2 separate regions of the Homo sapiens genome follow, and region 1 is linked to region 2. Evidence: chromatin loops called from intact Hi-C (ENCODE). Cell type or tissue: heart left ventricle. All regions are shown on one strand. Each heading gives the region's core, and the rest is flanking DNA. Links, peaks and the distances in the headings are about the cores only. Region 1 overlaps CEMIP (cell migration inducing hyaluronidase 1). Region 2 overlaps CEMIP (cell migration inducing hyaluronidase 1).

Region 1 (2,911 bases), core at 138-2,637, 51 kb before region 2:
GGCATATCAGCAAGTGAGGTGCCCACGGTGCAAAATTTAAGGCAGCCCGCTCCCTCCAGCGCCAACTCTGCACTTGCATGACCCTAAGAGTGGGTGCTGCCTTAAATTTTGTGCCCTGGGTACCTCACTCACAGTCTTGTTACTTAGTGTCTCGTTTCCTCACAGCAAAAATAGGGATAATAATTATTTCCTCATGGGCATGTTTTGTGGATTCAGTGCAATGAAGTGTGCAGACTGAAAAGTGGCCCATACATTTTTTATTATTTAAAATTAATTTATTGGCTGGACTGGTGGCCCACGCCGGTAATCCCAGCACTTTGGGAGGCCAAAGTGGGTGGATCAATTGAAGTTAGGAGTTCGAGACCAGCCTGGCCAAGCTGATGAAACCCTATCTCTACTAAAAATACAAAAATTAGCTGGGTGTGGTGGCGGGCACCTGTAATCCCAGCTACTCGGGAGGCTGAGGCAGAAGAATCGCTTGAACAGGTGGAGGTTGCAGTGAGCTGAGGTGGCGCCATTGTACTCCAGCCTGGGCAAGAGAGTGAGGCTCTGTCTCAAAATAAATAAATAAATGAAATGAAATGAAATGAAATAAAATAAAATAAATTTACTATTAGTTATTATATTGATAATTATTTTGTTAATACTTATTATTACCAAGAATAATAATAAACTCAAGTCTACTTAAAGATCTCTTTCTCTGAATGATGATGGATTCCTTTTACTCTTCTTATCCAAAACTGAGGTCATTTTTCAGGTTAGAAAAAAGGAAAAAAAGAAAAAACAGCAGAATTGAGTAGATGTTCTCCTGGAATTATTGTTGGATGTTATACCTGGAAAAAATCTCCAGCCCCCTTCGATAATGTTTTCAGGCTCAGTTCTCAATCTTACGGGGTCTCCAATTGAAGAACATGCTACCCTCAGGGGAAAACTTCAGGAGGCCCGAGGAGCTGGGCTTACCTTAACTGACCTTGAGCTTACATCTGAACCCCTCTGAGCATCAGCGTTGACCTCCGTCTAAAAGCAAGTTTGCAACCCCTGCCTCTCTGGCTGCTGCAGAGACCACCTGAGATAGGGGGTGTGAGTGTGTTTTTGCAGGAAATGACTGAGTTTTAATTGTGGCTGAACTCACATCCACATGGCTCTTCTTCCAAGCCAAAGATAACGGAGCTGCTGGGTTTAAAACAATGTTTCCTAAAAAGTCTCCTCTTTTTTTTTTTTTTTGACTGGCTATACTTTCCTTCCTTATTACCCCAGTCTGGTCCCTTTGGTCTCTATGCCAAAGATGACAGCAGCTGCAGCCCTTGCTCTAAATTGCATGTCTTTGAATGATAGTCATGGTCAGGATGCAGACACACCCTGGCTCTGGGATGGGCCCCAGCTGGCAGGGATCATGCCCTCCCTGGAGGCCTGCTCCCTAAATTCTCCACCTGGCCTTGTAGCTGCTCACCAGCCAGCCCTCATCCACTGAGACCTCACTCTGTGCCAGGCCCTGGGCTGAATGCTGGGGACAAGGGGGCAAAAACCAGCTCCTTGCCCACCCAGAGCCCACCATGCGGTGGGAGGAGGCAGACATTTGAACAAAAGACATTAGGCGGCTTCCACCTTAGGGCAAGAGTGGATGGGGCTTAGAAGTGTTGTGATGTAGTTACATAAGTCTGGGTTCAAGTTTTAGCTCTGCCACCTACTGGCTTTGTGATCCTGGGTAAGTAACTGAACCTCTCTGAGGATGAGTTTCCTTATCTGTAAAACTAACAGCAGCCTCATAGTTTTGCTATGAAGATGAAATGAGATAATATAGGTAAACATCTAGCTTTAGTGGTTCTCAAACTTTCTTGCCCATTAGAATCACCTGGACAACTTTTCAAAGTCCAGATGTCCATGCTGCACCCCAGACACAATCAAATCTGAGGCTCCGAGGATGGGGACTGGGCATGAGTATTTTTTAAAGACTCCTCCCCATGGGATGCAGAACCATGTTTGGACTGTTGGCCGCTGTTCATGGTGCTGGTAGTGGTGGTGCAAATTGTAAAAAGTGGCCAGCCCAGATCCTAGAAGAGTGGCTACTTATTGTAAATGCTCCGTAAAATGTTCACCCAGCCATAAGCAGTAGATCACTGGTTTCGATACTGAGTACTGTAGGACCTCAGGCCAGGCATTTATCTATTCCAAGACTTTAGGCTGTCTTTCTCATAACAAAACTGATGGGGGCAATCATTGGGATAATCATCTCGGGCCGTTGTAAATAGTGTTGCAGCAGGGACAATTTTAGACTTCTGAGTATATGTTTAGAACATTAATCAGCACCTTCCTTCTCTATAAAAAAAAAACGACTTTGCTCTGTAATTTCTGTGTCATTCCCAGGCCACTACAATGGATGGAGTTAACCTCAGCACCGAGGTTGTCTACAAAAAAGGCCAGGATTATAGGTTTGCTTGCTACGACCGGGGCAGAGCCTGCCGGAGCTACCGTGTACGGTTCCTCTGTGGGAAGCCTGGTAAGCAGCCCCTTGTCGGGGACACAGATGCAACTATGGCTCGGTTCCTTGAACTGGCAGCTATGCAGGCAACTTCCAGACCTCTCAGTGAGACAGTGCTCCCAAAGGAGAGCACTTTTGTGACACGGGAGCAGTGGGAGGATCCTTGGAGTTGGCAGGAGACAGCAGAACCCCACCCTGCCCATAAGCCTTTCAGGAAGGGGAAGGGCCTGGTCCAAGGCAGTCAAGGTACAAATGGACAGAGCTGCCCTCCCCTGCAGAGATGTGCAGTTCTTTGCCTCTTTGGGTGCTATTATTTTAAATCCAGTACCTAAGGTGCTTGTTAGAAGAGATTGGAAATGGTCGGGTTGTTCTCGGAGGCACTTGGCCATCTCCAGAAGGCAGTCATTAGGAATGAAAGTTTAGGGGGAGAAG
Region 2 (2,911 bases), core at 145-2,644:
CTCCACAGCGTCCTCTCTTCTGCCACTCTGCCCCGGCCTTTGCTGTTCATCACCAACACTGTTGGCACAGTCTCCTAACGGGCCTCCCTCTTCCAGTTGCCCCAACTCCAACCCATCTTCCATATTGGCCGCTGGTTTAAACTTCTTAAATGTAGGGAAAACCTGTGTCCCCTCTCCTTAGCAAACTTTGGTAATTCCCCAGTACCTTACAAGTCTCCCCACATCGCCTCCTCGGTGAGGTCTTTTCCGATCCAACCCAAAAGTTCTACCTTGGCAGGGCGCATTGGCTCACACCTGTAATTTCAGCACTTTGGGAGGCCGAGGTGGGTGGATCATGAGGTCAGGAGTTTGACATCAGCCTGGCCAATATGGTGAAACCCCATCTCTACTAAAAGTACAAAAAAATTAGCTGGGTGTGGTGGTGCACACCTGTAGTCCCAGCTACTCAGGAGGCTGAGGCAGGAGAATCGCTTGAACCCAGGAGGCGGACGTTGCAGTGAGCCGAGATTGCGCAGCTGCACTCCAGCCTGGGTGACACAGCAAGACTCCGTCTCAAAAAAATAAAAAATAAAAGTTCTACCTCTGCTAAAGCACTACTCACAATAGGTCTGGTGGACACATCTGTTGCCCCATCAAGAGTGTGGCCTTCTCAATGTTGGGGCCATGTCTAACTTCCCTTTGCATTTCTAGCACAGAACATGGCTAGTTAAGTGAGTGTACAGTTCACTCAGGAGCCACAACCTGGTGGAAAGTCTAAGCGCTTCATGTGGTACCTGCTACATAGTAGGTGCTTAGTAAACATTAATAGTTATTAAATGAAAGCAAATGTACTTCCCAGATGCTGACTCCATGAGGGGCACGACGTGAACTGGGCACCTGGCGAGATTTTGGATAATGGGATTTTGCTTAACCACATTTACTCCCTCCCTCATTCCCCCATCAGATGCTTCTTCGGCATTCTATTTTTCATATGCAGATTCAGACAGAGGACAAGGTTGACCAAATTGGGAAAAATAGTTATCCTCTAGAGATCATGACGTTTTGGGCAGAGAATTTTCTTTTGAAATGAAAGATGATGCAGAAGCTTGGAATAAGAAACTAGACTGCAGTGCTACTCTGTTTGGAACCATGTGCAAGGCTCCCACCAGCCCGAGCAGCAGCACCTCTCTGGGGGAAGCCCTTACTGGAATGGGCCACTCCCTGGGCTGGCGCTGGGCACCCAGGCAGGCATTGGTACCACTAGACCCCTCTCTAACCTCCTGGAAAGCAGCAGGGAATGAGGCAAGGTAGATCCTGTTCTACTGTGGCTGCGGGCCCTGCCTAGCCTGGCCCATGCTTCCTACCCCATCCAGCAGGCCACTACTGGCCCCAGGGTCCTGGGGAGAGAAGAGGGCAGCTGCTCACACCAGAAACATCTAGCATGGCTTCTGGGAGCTGCCTCTGCACTGCCACTCTGTGGGAGACTGTGCTGGCTGGGGCATGGGCTTATAGGCCATGAGGATGGCACACCAGGCAAAGAAGTGTTCCCAACATAGGTAGGCAGGCTTCTGGGCATCAGTGGGAAGGGGTGGGGACACAAGAAGCCCATCTCTCTGTCCCGCTCCTGTGAGCTAACTTAGATCCCCATCAGGAGGGCAAGACCTACATTTGAGTCCCCCAAGTAGGAAGGCTGAGCTCCAACAAAGGACCATTAGCTTTTGTTCTGAAATGAAACAATGCAGAAATATCCTCCTGAGAACAGATCCTGAATCTAGAGTGGAGGATGTGTTAGCAATGAGACCTGTCTCCTTAAGGGGCCTCACCCTACCAACCCTTTGGGCCTCCCTCTCCAGCCTTCCTCAAGGGCCTGAGGCAGCCCCAGCTCCCTTCCCATCTATCCTTATTTCACACAAGCCCTTCGCATCTTAAGATCTTTCCCGCTGTTCCCAGTGGGACACAAATGGGGGTAACAACAGGTTCCAGAATCCTATACAGTTTTTCCATGTCTGGACTGTGGTCTGTGGTTACAGAGTTCCTTTGAGATACAAACTGGACGCCCCATTGAGCTTCTGCCCCATTTCTATTCCCAAGGGAGGTGCTCACTTCCTCCTATCTGGCCCAGTGTGCTGAGTCTGCCACTGTGAAGGCTATTTTCCCAGCACTTTGGACTGAATACACCCCGAGGCAGGGGATAGACACTCCTTATTCCCAAGTCGAACTTTTGCAATTTGGGACCTTCAGGCTGGGTGCACACATTGCTCCAAACCTCTGTGTCTTTCAAGCACATTTCCCTTTGGTAGGTCCTCTGAGATACTTGGTAACTATTTGCTTCAATCTCCCCATTTGCAAAATAGAGGCAATAGCCCTGTGTTGCCTAACCAGAGAGAGGTGACGTGAACGTAAGAGGTCAATCTGAGCTCTTGGTACAACCCGAGCATCATGGTAACGACATGGTGTTCTCCCAGAAAGACTTCAAACCTGGCCATGCTCTTCCTGCAGCTCAGAGAAGGCTGGCTCTGGACTACACTAAGCCTGTGTCCATCAAAAGAAGACAGCAAAAGAAAGATGCGCTCCAAGAGAAATCTTCTAGCATGGGGCTTCTCGAGCTTTAATGTATACATGATCACCTGCAGATCTTGTAAAAATGCAGATTCTGATTCAGGAAGTCTGCAATGGAGGAATTCTGTGGTTCTAATGAAATCCCAGGGGATGCCAAATGGAGCTGGTCTCTAGAACCTTCAGGATCTAGAACCTTCAGGAGCTCCTGGATGGTTTTATGATTTGACAGATGCTCCCCTCCGCCTTCCCGCACCTCCTCTCTTTCTCTTCCCTTTCTCCTTCCTTCCTCCATCACCACATTTCTATCTGGTCTTACCTAACCAGGGTTGAGAACATTCAAGGGAAGAGATACATATCGAAGTCCTACTGTGTG

What was found. Hi-C counts contacts between places; a loop is a spot of excess contacts. Peaks named below come from ENCODE experiments on the same cell type or tissue, not always from the same donor. Only the 100,000 strongest peaks of a DNase experiment are listed, where the experiment ranks them.
Region 1: it touches region 2 in a loop (2.0-fold over the local background); 3 of 110 quality-filtered maps call a loop at or near these places.

What each region holds. Positions count from the first base shown.
Region 1 is chr15:80,892,626-80,895,536 of GRCh38, forward strand. CEMIP (cell migration inducing hyaluronidase 1) reads left to right here. Exons shown (of 30, transcript NM_001293298.2): 11 at 2,365-2,497. Among named protein-coding and RNA genes, the nearest start is that of MIR549A, 52 kb to the left of the region's middle. In heart left ventricle, for the core only: no CTCF peak of the experiment used is centred there; a DNase peak (open chromatin) is centred at 1,436.
Region 2 is chr15:80,943,726-80,946,636 of GRCh38, forward strand. The region is part of intron 28 of CEMIP (cell migration inducing hyaluronidase 1); the gene reads left to right. It also overlaps a transcript of MESD not described here. Among named protein-coding and RNA genes, the nearest start is that of MESD, 45 kb to the right of the region's middle. In heart left ventricle, for the core only: no CTCF peak of the experiment used is centred there; no DNase peak of the experiment used is centred there.